2 separate regions of the Mus musculus genome follow, and region 2 is linked to region 1. The links are chromatin loops, found by intact Hi-C in ENCODE. Cell type or tissue: left cerebral cortex. All regions are shown on one strand.

What was found. Hi-C counts contacts between places; a loop is a spot of excess contacts. Peaks named below come from ENCODE experiments on the same cell type or tissue, not always from the same donor. Only the 100,000 strongest peaks of a DNase experiment are listed, where the experiment ranks them.
Region 2: a loop joins it to region 1, with 1.9 times the contacts of the local background. A loop is called at or near these places in 4 of 42 quality-filtered maps.

What each region holds. Positions count from the first base shown.
Region 1 is chr3:65,315,371-65,323,370 of GRCm38, forward strand. Kcnab1 (potassium voltage-gated channel, shaker-related subfamily, beta member 1) reads left to right here. Exons shown (of 14, transcript NM_010597.5): 8 at 4,049-4,135. Among named protein-coding and RNA genes, the nearest start is that of A330015K06Rik, 17 kb to the left of the region's middle. In left cerebral cortex, CTCF peaks have their summits at 1,562, 2,710 (motif pointing right) and 4,068; DNase peaks (open chromatin) are centred at 1,580, 2,722, 4,061 and 7,298; H3K4me3 peaks cover 208 bases.
Region 2 is chr3:65,104,650-65,112,649 of GRCm38, forward strand. It overlaps Kcnab1 (potassium voltage-gated channel, shaker-related subfamily, beta member 1), which reads left to right and starts at 4,365. Exons shown (of 14, transcript NM_010597.5): 1 at 4,365-5,343. The coding sequence starts at 5,123. In left cerebral cortex, a CTCF peak has its summit at 4,650; DNase peaks (open chromatin) are centred at 4,024, 4,443, 4,669, 5,172 and 2 more places; H3K4me3 peaks cover 3,729 bases; H3K27ac peaks cover 3,066 bases.

The DNA.
Region 1 (8,000 bases):
AGCCATTATTATTAATTATTAGTTATTACTATTACTATTATCATGTATTCACTTTACAACCCAATATCAGCCCTTCCTATCCTTCCACTTCCTCCTCTTACACATCCTCCCTCCATTCCTTCTTCTCTTGCTATTTTCACAATTCTCTTCTTTTAACTTTTGAGACCTGATTATAACATGTCAACTTGGGGTAGATTTGGTTAAATCACATCTGTTACCTTTGACTTTCCTCCATCTGGGTATTTGGTTCTCTCTCTAGGTTTGGAAAGCTTTTTGTTACTATCTTTTTTAGGAAATACATTAATATCGTCATACATTTTTATGTATATACAAACCTATGTGTGAATCATGCTTATTCCTATAAAACCAGTTTTTAATATACTTTATTTATTAAATGTGTTCTTTGATAACGCATTTTATACGAATGCATTGCATAATACATTCGGGTTACTCTCTCTTCCTCCTCTCCCATCTTCCTCTTCCTCTGTCTAACTCCCTTCTAGCTGCAAGTCGCTTTCTCAAATTCTGGTCCTTTTGTTTTGTTTTGTTTTGTTTTGTTTTGTGACACCCTGAGTTTCACTAAGGCAGTCATGGGATAATGTGTGAGTCACACATGGGTATACAATGAAATATAATGGCTGAGCCTCTCCCAGAGTCCACTAGTAGCCAATAGTTCAGTAGGGAGGGGTAGGGCCCACGAGCCCCTCCCTTATCCATGTTTAACTGATGTCAAGGCGAGTGTTATACAAGACAGCCTCAGCTGCTGGGAAATCACAGTTGCATTGATCGTGGCATACCCAGAAATTAGCCTTTCACAGCCTTTCCGGCTCTTGTATACTTTCTGACCCTTCTGTCTATAACGATCCTGGAGCATCAGAGAGGAGGTAGAGATGTCCTGTTCAGGCCTGAGCACTAGACTGTCACTTTTTCTCAGCATGTTATTATATTTTTATAAGTTTTATCTCTTAAAATTTATGCATATGTATTTGTGTCTGTGTGAGTAGATGCCACATGTGCAGGGAAGAAGAGTCAAGGTCAGAAAGGAGCTAGAGTTACAGGCTATAGATGCCACCCAACTCTGCTAGGAATTGAACTGGGGTCCCTGGTAGAGAAGAAAAGACTTATTAGCTGCCGAAGCCATCTTTCCATCCCCTTGTTACTTTTAGTAAATGTTTAACTCTAGGATTCCGAAACCCTCACTGAAACCCCAAACCTGAGTATCTCTTCTTTTCATGATGTTCTGAGACCCTGCGAGCTTTCCTCATTCCTTTTCACTTTCTTCCTCCTGGATATATTCAAATATCTTGACTTCAAGTTCACTGCCCCTGCTGTTAGGTGGATTCTCTGTGGATGCTGTCAGTTCCCTCTTCATCTGCTCTGCATTTCAGCTCCAGGAGTTGTTACAGGTTCTAAAAATGATTTTACTTTCTGTAGCAAGGTTTCCTGGTGATTACTCAATTGTTTCTCCAGAGATTTTATTTTGTTGTTGTTATGGTTGTTGTCTGCTTTTATTTCTCATTTTCAAGACAGGGTTTGTCTGTGTAGCCCTGGCTGTCCTGGAGCTCCCTCTGTAGACCAGGCTGGCCTTGAACTTAGATATTTGTCTGCTTCTACATCTCAAGTGCTGGAAAAAGGGTGTGCTCCCACCACCACCACCCAGATTCTCTTGTGCTTTTAAGGATCATGTTTCAGTAGGTTATTTCTAATGTATTATCCACCCCTGGACCAGTTCTGGCATACATATACATATACATGTACATATACATATTTTTTGAGATTATAATTATGTCACTTCCTCCTACCCTTTCCTCCCTTCAAACCCTCCTATACATCTTTCCTTGCTTTCTTCCAAATGCATGGCTTCTATTTTTCATTATTTGTTGTCACAAATATATACATACACACATACATACATACATGCACACATACACACAGAGACACATGCATGCATACATATACACATGGACACACACATATATACATGGATATACACAGACATACAGACACACACAAACATACACATATATACATATACACACATATATATGTATATACATATACACACACAGAGACACACATACACAGACATAGATACACAAACACATACACAGACATACAGACACAGACACACACGCACACATACACATACATGCATACATACACACACATACACAAACACACAGACACATGCACATACACATATATATAGTCTTACATTCATAAATACAACCTACATAATGTTACTTTTATGTACATTTTCAGGGCTGTCCATTTGGTATTAGATAACCAATTGGTGTGTTCTTTCTTGAGAAAGACTATTTCTCCAACTCTTGCTTGACCATTACACAAAACAGGATCTCATTAACTCAGACAAGCTTCTAAGTTGCAATCCTCCTGCCTCAACATACTTAGTGCTGGAAGTACAGCCATGTGTCACCATGCTCAGCTTCTCTGTATCTTCTTGAAGTTCACGACTTTCCATCAAATAACTGTTTTGAATTCTTGTCCAAGAGGCCAACATATCCACCACCTCATCATCGGCTTTTGACATCTCAGCTCCCTGGAAGCTCTCGATGCTTGTTAGTATCTGACAGCATCCATGCACTGAAGCATTCGGCGTGTATTCCAGCTGTCACTACTTGGCTTTAATGGTGCCTGGCCTGGGAATTCTAAGAAGGTCGTTCTGGAGCCTGTATTTATTGCCCACGGTTGCAACACTAGAGGGCGCTAGTCCCAGTAAATTCAAAACTAGTGCTGCTATTCTGCTATCCCTAGCTTAGGTTTGTTGCAATTGGTACCGCTGTATGTGGTAGATTAGGGGACTGCCTAGATAAGGTGATCCAATCTCAGGACCGAACACCTCATCTACAATCACTAGCCTGCAGTCAGGAACAACAGGGTTCTAAGCAGCCCTGAGCCTTACCACAAGGGATGCAGCTCAAAAGGCCAGGTTTGGGTGCCTCTCTGGAGCCCTTAGGTTCCTGAGTCCAGTGTAACTATGTTTCCATGGCCTGTCTGGTGATGTCGTCCCTTTGGCTGGACACCACTGCAGCCAGGTACAGGCAATGCAAACTGGAATTTTATGTGACATCCAGGCTTTTCTGCATGGGTGTTGTTCATGGGAAGAATCTACAGCCCCAGCACTGAGTTTCAAGTAAAAGTTCTATACCTCTTTCCATCATACGTTACTTGCAAATAAAATGTCTTTGAACTTGCTGCCTGAGATTGAAGGTGAATAGTGGAGGTAATCCCTTGGCTAACAAGATTGGTGTTAAGTAGTGTCATACCTGATGCTACAACCTTTAGAACTGGTATACTGGCTGAGTTAGCAATTGTGTAAGTGAGAACCCGGGTCCAGCTCACCAATGTCAGAGATGCTTGCCTAGCTCTGGGGTGGATCCAGAGACTCTCTGTGAAGATTAGCCTGGGAGCAAGGGCAGGGTGGAGGAGTCTACTCAGTACTGAATTTCACCCTAGTGAGAGGTTGGTTCAAGTCTCCCTCCCCTCCCAAAAAGTGTCTCTCTCTAGGCCATTTGCTCTCAACCTTTGATCCAAGTGACCCTTTTACAGGGGTCGCCTAAGGCCATCGGAAAACACAGATATTTAGGTTACAATTTATAACAGTGAAAAAATAATCTTATGGTTGTGGGTCACCATAGCATAAAGAACTGTATTAGGAGCACTGGGAATGGTGAGAGCCTCTGTGGTTCTCTAGGCTGTTTGATTCTTGGATTTGGAGGGTTTCCCTCCGGCTTGCTCAAACATCATTTTCCATTATTATACTAAAACCCAGACACTATCATCTTTCTTCTGGTTTAACTCTTGTGAAGGTTAGTCATATGGAAATAACTCCAACTGATGTTTCTGAAGGTAAGCAATTGCTGCTATCGTCTTGCTGTGCCCTGTTCAAGAGGACTCTTGTAATTAACTCAGTGTTTGTTTTTAAGTAAATTCTTGAAAGAAATCAAACTCAAGCACTTTCTAAGTGTGGTCCTATTTGGACTTCTTGGGCCTTTGGTTATATTCTGTTTTCTGCTTCTGCTGCTAGGACTGAAAGGCTCCCTCCAGAGGCTGCAACTGGAATACGTGGATGTGGTCTTTGCAAATCGCCCAGACAGCAACACTCCCATGGAAGGTGAGTAAAAGAATCTAATAAGAAAAAGAGGCTACAGAATTGCTGGACCTAGCCTGAAGACTGTTTCTACTACAGTAAGTAATGAAGTATGTTCAGATTGTTAAGCTAGAATTTAAAAAAATAAAACCTTTCCAATGTCCTTTAGCTTCTGTATTGACCCCAAAAGCCAAGAGACTACTACGTAGGTTTATTTTCCTCCCCGCCCCACTCCTCCTCCTCTTCCTCCTTCTAACTTCCTTCTTTACCTTTATTTTCAGTTTCCTTTCTTGGTTGCAAAATACTCATTTCTTCCAGATTCACTTCACTTTTATGATTTCATCAACTGAAACGATTACGTTACTCAGATAATCCAACCACTGTTTCTGAGGCTCCTCTACAGAGCTTCCTTTTCTATAATGATGCTAAGTCTGATTAGTTTGCAATCCTGCCTGATAAATGCTGAGACATGCTGTGAGTGAGCAGGCATTGGACAGGCAGACCTACTTAATAAGGCTCTTCTTTGCAGTTTGGGTTTGGTTCTCTGCAAGCTGTGCTCCTGTCCCCCCTGTCAGAAAACCACAGCTTGTCCCCTGTGAAAGCCTTTAGAATACTCAAAAAGCCACATTTTCAATTGTATCCATTTGTCAATCTTACCTGGGATGACTGAGAAATAAGATTTGTTCTGTGAAGATTTGTTCTTACTGTTAGATTATGGAAATTAAGGAGAATATGAATGATTCAAGTTCATAGGAATTTTCTAAGTTGCATTTTGTAGATCGTCATTCATTTCAAACATATGTTATGGAGACTATTTGTATTGCCATTTATCTTTCCCAAATACAGAGAAACTATGTGTATATACATATATTTATATACACATTATTATCTGTGTTTACATATCATATATATGTGTGTGTGTATCTGTCAAAACAAAGGCTGTTTGATATGCAGATCATAAATAGTATTAGAGATACTTATTTCAATAATAGCATGCTGTCACACAATTCACAAAGATACATTCAAACAGAGCACTAAAGCCATTTAGTCAGCAAAACTACCAAATAAAATATTGGATTTTAAAAGGCTAATTGTTTCTCCATTTTAAGTACCTGGTGGCTCTTTTCCTCTTTGGAATGGTGTCTGTTACAGTTACACCATGTACATATAGACAACAGCTGAGTTTGTCCTCCTACCTATCCTGCATCCTACTTTACCTTTAATTTTAGGGATATATTGTAGCCCCTCAATCAGGAAATATAAGCTGCAGTATAGCTATAAAAAGAAAACCATATTATAAGGGCCTCTCAAGTGAAAAGGATACAGTATGTGGGTAAAAGAAGGAAATTCTCCAGCCATGTGATGCTAACAGGTTAAGTGTCTCTTGTATAAATACCAATGGTATGTTGAAATTTAGTTAAGAAATTTCCAAGTATTTTTTTTTTAAAGAACAGACTGCTATTCCCTGATAGAGTCTGTAATGTAGCATTATCTAACCTCTCCTGAAATTGGAGAAAATTACGTTTTTCCCTAAGATTTTCAAATAAAGTTCTACAAGGTAAAGTGGGAAGCTATATCATACTTAGTCATTGTACGAAGAGTGTTAAACAATGGGTATTTCCCACCTACTGAGTAAGTCACAAAGCATAGGCCTCTGTAGCTCCCTTAGCAGAGATTACCACCTTGTACTGGAATGCAGTCCCTCCACCTCTCCCTGCTGCCAGCCAGACACCACCCCCAGCAGACTACCAACCCTGAAGTTTCCTCTGCCTTGGGTCTAGTGAACAGGCGCTCCAGGCTGTTCTCAGGAAGACTCACCCCAAATGGTTTCCGTGTAGCTTATTCTAGCTTTCTGATAAAGTTATATTCCATAATTGCCTATAATTTATAATCACTTATTTATAGATCAAATAGAAATACCAGAGTCCGATTCTGGTTATGGACGCACAGATTGTACAGTCTTTCCTGCTTTACTCTAACAAGGCAAGGGCTGGAATATCGAAAGAAAAAAGTGAAGTACAGAGACAAGATGACTTCCTCAAAGTGCAGGGATTGGGGATATACCTGAGTTGTTTCTAGACTCTGTGTTAAGATTCAGGCTGGCAATGAATGTGAATCCTGCATGCCTGCACATAAGTCAAAGTTATACGGGCACATTGCGGTTTACCTGGGAGGATGACTAGTGCTCCTAAATGCCTAGGAGACAGGCTGAATATTACCAGAACTACCCTTGGAACCTTTCGGTAACCGCTAGTCAGTGTAACTCTACAGCCCTTATTCGGCTCTTCCAGACAAAATGACAAAAACATCTTCAGGTATTCACCCAGCCAATATCTTCAAATAATAGCAGAAACAATCTCTAATACCATTCACCTGCTTTTATTATCTCAGTACATCACAACTTAGTTGGACCCATTTCTATTTGCAATTAGTGACACAGCAGTAATTACCAAGCATATATTAATTGCATGTGTATCAATACGCCAGAGCTCAGCATTTGTAGATCCTCATTCATTCCAAACATTAGAATTCTCATCGGTGAAGAGGCTAATTCTTTTAGAGAGGCTGAAGCAGCTCTCCAATGAAGCAGCCCAGCCAAGGCATCAATAGCCCCTCACTGTTGCCGATTACCCAAAGGAGAGGAATAAAGCAACCAGCATGAAACACTGGGTGGCTTCTAGCCACCAACTCTGTGAGTGTCAAGATCATCTGTGTGCACGCTTTGGGTAGCTCAAAGTCACATTTCCATTTCAAGCTGTTAAAAATGCCATGAATCAGTGCTAATTGGGGGTGTATCTAAAATAAACCAGGATGAGTTTTGGCCAACTTCTGCATATCAAATTTCAACCAATTGAGCCAGAAAAAGATCAGTCATTGCACCTTCTTCACCATATATGGGCATCGTGTATCCCTTGCGCCGTTGCTACCCATCCCTGCCATTCTTGCCAAAAATCAAAAGACGAAAAGCAAGTTCTATCAAGAGAATGGTGGTAGTTTCCAAATGTGCAGTCAGTGGAGGAAATCAAAGCACTTCGTTTGCGATCTGCCACCTGACAGAATACAATTTGGTTTTGTGCTGACAGGAAAATGTGACAGTAGAGGGGAGCACACGCGCGTGTACGTTTTTTTCTCTCTGTCCTTCTCATTATTTTTCATGGTTCACCTAGTAGTAAGGCATTTTTCTTTCACAGCAGCTGCTGGGCCATCTGTCTCTGCTATACTATCTGCCAATAGTGGCATGGTTTCCAATCGTAGGGGAAAAAATCAGCCCAACATCCTATGTCTTCCTTCCTATGAGGATACATCTCTCCTTAGAACCACTGAGAGTCCCTTGTTAATTCTCTCACTTTCATACGTCAGTATCCATTTCAAATTCTTGCCTTGAGCTCAGAATAAGGGAAGGCTCACGACAACTTCAGTCACTCTGCACATGGATTGACAGAGACGTTGTGTCCCATGCGGGTTTGGAGTTGTTTTTCTGCTATTGTCAATTGCAGGGTAATTCTCCAGGGAGAAAGCCATTGAACACATTATATCATTGAAGTGGTGATAGATGTAAAGTGTGGACCACTTGTGACTAATGGCAAAAAGAAGAGGCACTTTAATATATAGACTTTTAAGATTTATTGACAAAATATGATGATGATTTTTCAAGTTAAATTACATTTTAGTAAGAATTTGATTTTAAAACATGCTTGAAATCAAGTCTTTTTCATGTAGAGCTCATTGCCAAAACTAATCATCTAGAATTCCTGAATCATTAAGTATGATGTCTATACTAATTACTGTTCACCTTGTTCATGTTCCTTTTCTTGAGGCTTGTATAGCCATTGTATTAGTCAGGGTTCTCTAGAGTCACAGAACTTATGGATAGTCTCTAGATAGTAAA
Region 2 (8,000 bases), 210 kb before region 1:
GCTGTGTTCAAAGGAGGGGGTATGTGAAGTCCTTCTGAAGTGAGGAGCTATATGCACAGCAGTCCAGAGGAAGGCTTCTTCAGTTACAACCGAACTCTGCCTGTGTCATCTGGAATGAGTGCTTCCTCAACCAGAGAATGCAGCTCCTATTGGGCAGTGCCTCTGGAGAGCCACATCCTTATGTCACTATGCCTCTGTGAGGAAACCAAGGTTCCAAGAATATAAGCATCCTGTTCAGTAGCAAAGGAAAGGGAAGAGGCAGAGGAAGAAGGAGCATCATGCTTAGCTGCAACTCGCACATCTGCTGTCAAGTCTCCAGGGTGGTTCTAGGAACTTTGAGATGACCATGAAAACAAAAAGCCCTGGGATACAAATTTTACACCCTGTAATCTGCATTTAAATATCACTATTACCAAGACCCAATATGGTTGATTCTAGTGCTAAAACTTGACTTCTAGGTAATAAATAGGAACCCATTGAGATCTTAGCCAAACTAAAGAGTATACAGTACTTTAGTCTTGTGCTATATGACTTTAGGGATAGAGTCATGACATCTACAGAACACACGCAGCAAAAGGTCTTCAGAATAAAGATATGTAGACACATACACCCCACCCCACTCCACCCCACCCCCACAAGTGCTTCAGCTGAAGGAAAGGAGTGAGAGGAAGCTGAAGGCTACTCCTAAGTTACAGGTGAGATGTCATGACTGGGCTTTGTCTACTGGTGTGGTGCTCTCTCCACTGCTTAAGGATGTCTCTGATTCCCGTCTTAGGGAATATGAGCAAGCGCTTCAAAGGAAAATCAATAAGCAAAGGAGATCAGTAGACCCAAGGGAAATGATGAAATGTGCCTAACAGCTGCTACTACTCCAATAGAGACTTGTTTTGTATAACATGAAAGCAGAAAGGATGGGGAGTGGGAGAGAGGCAGTAAAAGGGTGTTTGGAGGTGACTGTTACCACACTATGTCACAAATACTTACGATGACACTTACTTCTTTTTATAATTAATGTTTGCTAGTTAAAAAACAAAAAGAGCAACCACATAGAACTTTGCATGACTTTATGAAGCAGAATAAAGGGATTGCATGTGGGTCTTTCTCCAGGGTACATTTCAGCAGCCCTTCCTAGAGAGCAGATCTATAGATTGCTTTCTACCTTTTGGTTTTTATGACAGAGGTATGCTGTGGTCACTCAGGCTGGGCTGGAACTCACCATTCTCCTATAGAACATTAATGACAGCTTGGGATGTGTGGAGTATATCTAGTGACATTCATTGTGACTAATAATGACATTTAGAAGCTTAAATGTTAGTATGCTCCAATAGTTTCTTATGAATATTATTATAGATATAAATTATATTTCCTGCCTGTATTAAAGCAGCCTTATACAATAATGTACTAGAAGCTGAATAGCTACAGGAGAAAAAAATATTTTCTCTTAGTTCTATGGACTGAAAGTCTGAGATCATAGTAGCAAGCTTGGCCTCTTCTGAGGACTCTGCCCTGGGCTGGTAAATGGTCCTCTGTTCTGTGTCTTCACGTGTCTGGCCCTGGTTCTTATTATAAGGACATGTGTCATATTTGGTTGATGCTCAAACTTATGGCCTCGTTATACTTATGATGTCTTAAAGACTGTCTCCAAATACAGTCACATTCTGACACACGGCGGCAAAGACAGGGCCTCTATACATGAAGTTTGGGATGAGATAATCTAGCCCATAACTATATCTATACATGTATATGTGTGTATCTATGTAAATCTATCTATATGCAGGTTTGTGTGTCTATTTAAGCCTGAAATTCTCATAGTGTGTGACAGTAAAGGAACATACATTGTAAGTCTAACTTCCCCAGCTTAATTAGCATGTGGCCTGCTAGCAAACTTATTAGGAATGGGCACTCTACAGCCAACTGTTATTTAGCTTCCAGGCTCCTGAGAGCGACTGGTCCCTTAATTCTGGGAAGTATGAGGATGTCTGGGGAAACTATGGGGCTGCTGCTTGCCTGTCAGAGTGCCTGTGTGGTATCAGAGATGAAAGGCTCACTGTGGTCAACAAGAAAGAAGCCTGCACTGTGAGCATCCTCTGGCCTCAGATCTTTGATTCTCTATGAGGCATGTCCCAAAGGTTGGGACACTGGACCACACTCAAGAGGAGCAGAGGAAACTGTGGGGCTACCATTCACTCCTTTTCAGTATAACTGGCTGAGCTTCCAAGTGAATGCACAGGATTTTCTTTGGTGGTTGTTTTTAAAGAATGGAGTTTATCCAGGAAAAGGCATCTCCCCCATCCAACCCACCTTCCCCTCTCCCTCTTCGTTATTTCCTCATCACCTCTCAATTATTTATAGATTGAGCACCTGCCATAGAACAAGCAAGCACTCTGTGTGGTCCTATTGGGGTCAGAAATGCTCTACTTTGTATGTCTTGTTCAGATAACCTTTTCCCTGATCTAGGCTATGCTGTGCTTTTTGGCATTTCTCTGCTAGCCCCTTAATAAAGCTAAACACCACACTGGTTAATATATCCAGGCCTCTTAGTCCATCCTATAAAGCCAGCAGCACTCTCAGCTGAACCCCTGCCCACCTCCCCTCCCCCAAAGCCAGTGGCCAAGTTAAAGTCCCTGGTTCCTGACCCCTCGGGTCTGAAGGGCATCACCTCCCTCTGTTGTTCCCAGCCTGCTTTTTTCCCACTTTCCTTTTCTAAAAGCTCTTTCTTTTGATTCCTCCCACTTCTTCCTCTTCTCATTTTGACTGCTTTCCCAATTCACGTTGATCATCTCCGATGAGCTGGCTTAGTGTGCAAAAATAAAGGTTCCTATGATCTGCTTCCTCTCTACCCACTGTTTATTCCAAAGATTAAAGAAAGGTACGTCCCAGTATTCCTGCCTGGGTGAAAAGAAGAGGTGCCCACTTAACCCTGCCACCCTCAGTCATCCTAAATATCCTCTGTTAATGAACATACTGATTTTCCTAAGGGAAAGAGTGAAAATATATAGAGGATCAAGAATTGGATGCCACAATGTGGTTTAAATCTTATCTTCAGGTTCAAAGTTGTTAAGAGTAATAATATCTTGAGTGGATCTCAACACAAGCACAGAGTCTCCTTGAGGATTTCACTTCTGCAACTTCATTTGCTTGGGCAGAAGTGGCCAGAGCAGCTGTTTTATTTATTAATTTATACAGGCAGGCTATGTCATCCGTGAACATGCTTCCCTGTACTCCTGATAATCAGATCAGACCCATGGGTCCTGCCACAGGGGAGTCCATACCTTTGGGAGGGCTGTTGAGTCTTCGTGTGCTTCCTGAAACTCTGGACATTGTCATGTGTCCCAGTAGCCAAGTCAGATTATAAGAGAAGCTCCACTGAAGTGTTGTAATGGATCGAAATGAAGAAATGTTCTCCAGGCTCCTGAAATTCATTCTTTTTTCATTCTGTTGTGCTTAGTGTGGGTACCACTCCCGTGGACACATAGAGTATGATTTTCAACATAATCAGTCTCTGAAGACCGAGTGCTTTGTCCTTCCCACCCAGATTGCCTGCTCCTTACGAACTGAGACACAGCTTCCTAAATTTCCCTCCATATTGATCTCTATTGCCAAGAACAGAGATGGATTCACAAATAGCGTTTGTTGTTTCTTCCTCCTTGACAGTGGGGTCTGTTGGGGATCACATTTAGAAAGAAGCTTTTGGAGAAGATATAATTTAACCAAATTCATAGGACGAGTTATTTCTCTCATACTTCAAATGGAGAGATGAATTATCAACTAATTGATAGTTTGGTCTGAGCAGGTTTCTTGAGCAGTTGCTCTGAATGGAACATCCAGCCAAACAAGAAATGCATCTTATATGGGTTCAGGCTCAGCTCACAGAACTTCTTGCTGCCCATCCCTGTGGCCATGACAATATATATGGATCCTGTTACTTTCCTGACCTGTTTCTCCCCCATTGCACCTACCCCCACCTGTATCCTCCAGCGGGGAGGACCCATTGCTCCCTGCAGCATCCCAGACGTCTCTACTCTGGTATTTTAAATAAATTTGCAGTACGTTAGCAGACCCCACTCCATCCAGACTGCACTGTGGCTTTTCAGGAAACTTCTAACTTATCTGCATAAGAAATAACATGCAGAGGGGATATGAACCCTGACAAGGCTAATATCTGAATTCCAAGCTGTGTTCCAGCAAGTCAGAAGAGCATTCACGTGTTAATCAGTAGTGTGCTGTTCTCAGAGCACCCCACTCAGCCTCCCCAACTCAGCCTTTTCAACTCCTGCGCTGCAGCAAAATTTGGTGGCATCTAGGCAGAGCCCCCTGATGGAACAGCCCTCCCAGTCCTGTTCCAGTAAGGAGTGGTCACAGTGATCTTTCCTTCCCACTGCACACAAAGGCAAGGCGCTCCTTAAAGGGACCTCCCAGCTCTTCTATGCAGTCGCTAACCAAGTAAGTGCTGGCTCAGGAGACCCAGCTTTTGCCCGAGGATGAGTGGGGAGGGGTCTTGAGAAGCCTCCACCTCCGCATTCTCCTAAGCACAGGAGCGAGGTAGTTGGCAGGCATAGTGGATGGAGACCACGGGTCCGCGGGGTCCTGCTTGCTGTGAGCTGCTTCTTGGGATGCTCCTCTCCAGTTGAGCCTCCTGCCTGTGATCCAGAGGGTGCTAGCAGCGCATCTTGCGGTATGCCTGCGTTGCTTTGAGCCAGCGCCCAGAAACCAGCCCTCTGCATTCAGGCACCTCGGACTGGCTCCAGGCAGGGCTGTGTGCAGTCACCATGAATGCTCAGCTCTAGGCTTCTGCACCAGCCTCCTGACCACATGGATCTGGCTGTTTAATCAGCCGAGATCACAGCCTGGGAAGATTGGAGAGGCTGATTCGCGCTCCAGCTGCCGAGGCAACTTCCAGCTTGGCTGTTTACTTCTTTGGGTCCCGGGGACTCTGTCCTGCCCCTCAGCCTCTTCTGCCACTGTGTGGGTCCTGAAGTCAGCTGCTGGGACTCCTCTGAAGGCATCCAGGAAGGGGGGCAAGAGGGGTTAAAAGACAGCCGAAATCCCCCCAACTGCTCACCCTCTGCCGACCGCCTGTGTTGTGGGGTTCTGAGAGGACCTTGCTCTGTCCTGGGAAGCAATGCAAGTCTCCATAGCCTGCACAGAGCACAATTTGAAGAGTCGAAATGGTGAGGACCGACTTCTGAGCAAGCAGAGCTCCAACGCCCCCAATGTGGTGAACGCAGCCCGGGCCAAATTCCGCACTGTCGCTATCATCGCTCGCAGCCTGGGGACCTTCACCCCTCAGCATCACATTTCTCTCAAAGAGTCCACCGCAAAGCAGACTGGCATGAAATATAGGTATGGTGAGGTCCCTCTGCCCGGGGTTTCTGTGTTCTTTGACGGTTCAGCCAGGCAGTTGTTCCTGTTTGAAAGTGACTTAACTCAGCGCTTGTTTGCTTAATTTAGAATTCTCAGGTGTTTGCTTTGAAATTAGCCTTTTGTGGGGGGAGAGCTGAAAAGGGCCAAGCTGCTGTGCATGCACAAGTGCGATCTTTAAGATGTGGCCCATTTTTTTATATTCTAAGTGTTACGAACACCTTAGGACCATAATGAGTTCCAGAGAGCGGAGAAAACACACCTAAGAGCTAGGAACTCTTTTCTACTAGGACAGTTTGTCAAGAGCAGAAGTGTTTGTCCTGCTTGATGCACAGGCTGTCGATTCTACGCTTATGCTTTTCAGAATAGTTTCCCATCCCACGCTGCACTCTTCCCTTTGAGAGACCGAGGGAACATGTTAAGCCCAGCTCTTATTAAGGAAGGTTTGTGGTAGCAAGAAACACCTACAACGGTGTTAGAGACTGAACACTGCTGTACTGAAATCTAAATTACTGCCTGAAGTGAATGAAGTGCGACTGTTGTTAAATACAGGGGACCAGCTTTTCAGTGCCGGTGAATGTCTGTGTCCCTGTCTCCTGTATCACAACTGAATTGGTTGTTTTCGTAGATAGAAATCTTCCTGTAGTAAAAACAGTTCTCCGTTCCATAATGCGATCCCTGCCACTTCATTATGTTTGCTTTGCATCAGCACTCTGGCCATGGGCTCCGTAGCCCCGCTGTAGTTCCTCTGCACTTCTCAGTATTTAGGGACCCAAAGAAGAGCAGCAGCTGACACATCCTCCGAGGTCTTCGGCTCTTCTCATTTGCAGGTGTAACTGGTCATTGTTTTCCTTTTTTCTCTCCCTCGTTTGCTAGAGACCAGATTTTAGGATAAGATGGATGAACTCCGGACAATTAAAATACTGTACGTTTAAGATTGTGCTGTCTGTATGAAGTAAGCCGTTAAACTTCTCTAGAGAAGTTGGCCTTGATGAAAGTTTATCTGCAGATTTAAGGGAAGCCTCCCACTGCAACAGCAAGTCTTCTTGTCCTTCTGATGTTTTCAAGCCACTGAGAAAGAAAACCTGTCAACAGACTGGGAAGCCAGCCAGAGCAGTAGCTCTGGGCCACAACTGCAGGGTGAGGGCAAGCCACCAAATGAACCCCCTGACTGTGGTCCATTCCCTCCAAGTGTCAGCATTGTGAGCCCTCTTCTTTCCTTTGCTTTTCTGATGGACAGACGGCCCCATCCAATGACTTCTCCAAATGAGACCTCGGTCTCTAGTTCTCTGGCAGTTTCTGTGTAGCTGCTGTGGCACAGATGTAGCCTTAGTCCTGTGCATGGTAGGTGCTGCTGGGCCAATAGCTAAGCTGCTGGGGGAGATAAGCTGTTGCCTCCTGGACAGAGTCCAAGAGCAAGACACATCAGGGTGAGGTGGCTCCAATGGGGGCCTGCAGAGTTTGAGAGAACAATAAACAGTTTTCCCCTAAGGCAGAAGTTTAAAAGTCACACCCCTCCTGTCTGTGGTCACACCTTCATAGTTGTCTTGCAGGGGATTGTCATGGAACAGTTTGGTCTTACTGGGCTATTGCAGTCAGGGGCTCTCTGTTAAGGTTTCCTATCAACACAGTTGAACTTGGATTGGACTGTAACTGTCGAATTCCCCAGAAGGTCGGTGTGGGAACCACTCATTTGGATGTCTCTCCTCCCTTGCAGCTAAGCACAGCTCTTCACTAACAATCATCTGGGTTCTTCAGCACTCTTGAGTTTGTGGTAACCAAACATAATGGTTCTTTTCCACTCCTCTTCTCATTCAGAGCCACTCCATCGAGGACAGGTGCTTTATGTATGTGTGAATCCAGCTCCCAGCTTTTAAATTCTACTGAGACTGAGAGACATATAAGACATGTGAGAAAGTGCCATCTGCATGCCAGGCTTTCTTAGGTGATAGAGGAGTGGGACAATTACTGTGTGCTTGCCCAAAATAGTGGGAATATTTTTGTTGCCTGAGTTATGTTTTTGTTACATTGTTTCATCTAGAATATAACATGAGTGCACTGAGTGATTGTTAAGAATAAATAGTAAGTGATTTTGTGCAATAAGGAATGTGATTGGCTTGTCTACAGAATCTGGGGAGAGACTGGTGGAATGAGCAAGAACAGTAAATTACTGGTGACTTATGATTATAATGCTCATATTCTTGAAGACAGTTTCCACATTGGAGCTTTTAGTAATAGTCACAAAATCCTGAGGGGAATTGGAGGTCGGGAGATCCAGGAATCTTGTTCATCTATTCCTTCAGAATCTGAAGTGTCTGCTAAACAAAAAGTTGTCATAGGAATTTTGTGGGTTGAAACAGTATTCATTCAGTCAGTAATAATGTATCGCCCACCTTCTCTATACACCAGAACTCTATACACCAGTCCTCAAATGCAGAAGCCACCAAGGCTTAGGAAATAGCTTCAAGTTGGAAAAAGGTACCATAATTAGCAAGTAGATATTGGAATTTTCTGTTGTGACACACTCTTGTAGGCCTATGCACTAAGGGGATACTCCTATTTGAGGCAACCAAATGTGCCTTTGTCTATATGGAGTGATTATCCCGGCCCGAGGGATTCAGTCATTCGTGGGTGTGAGG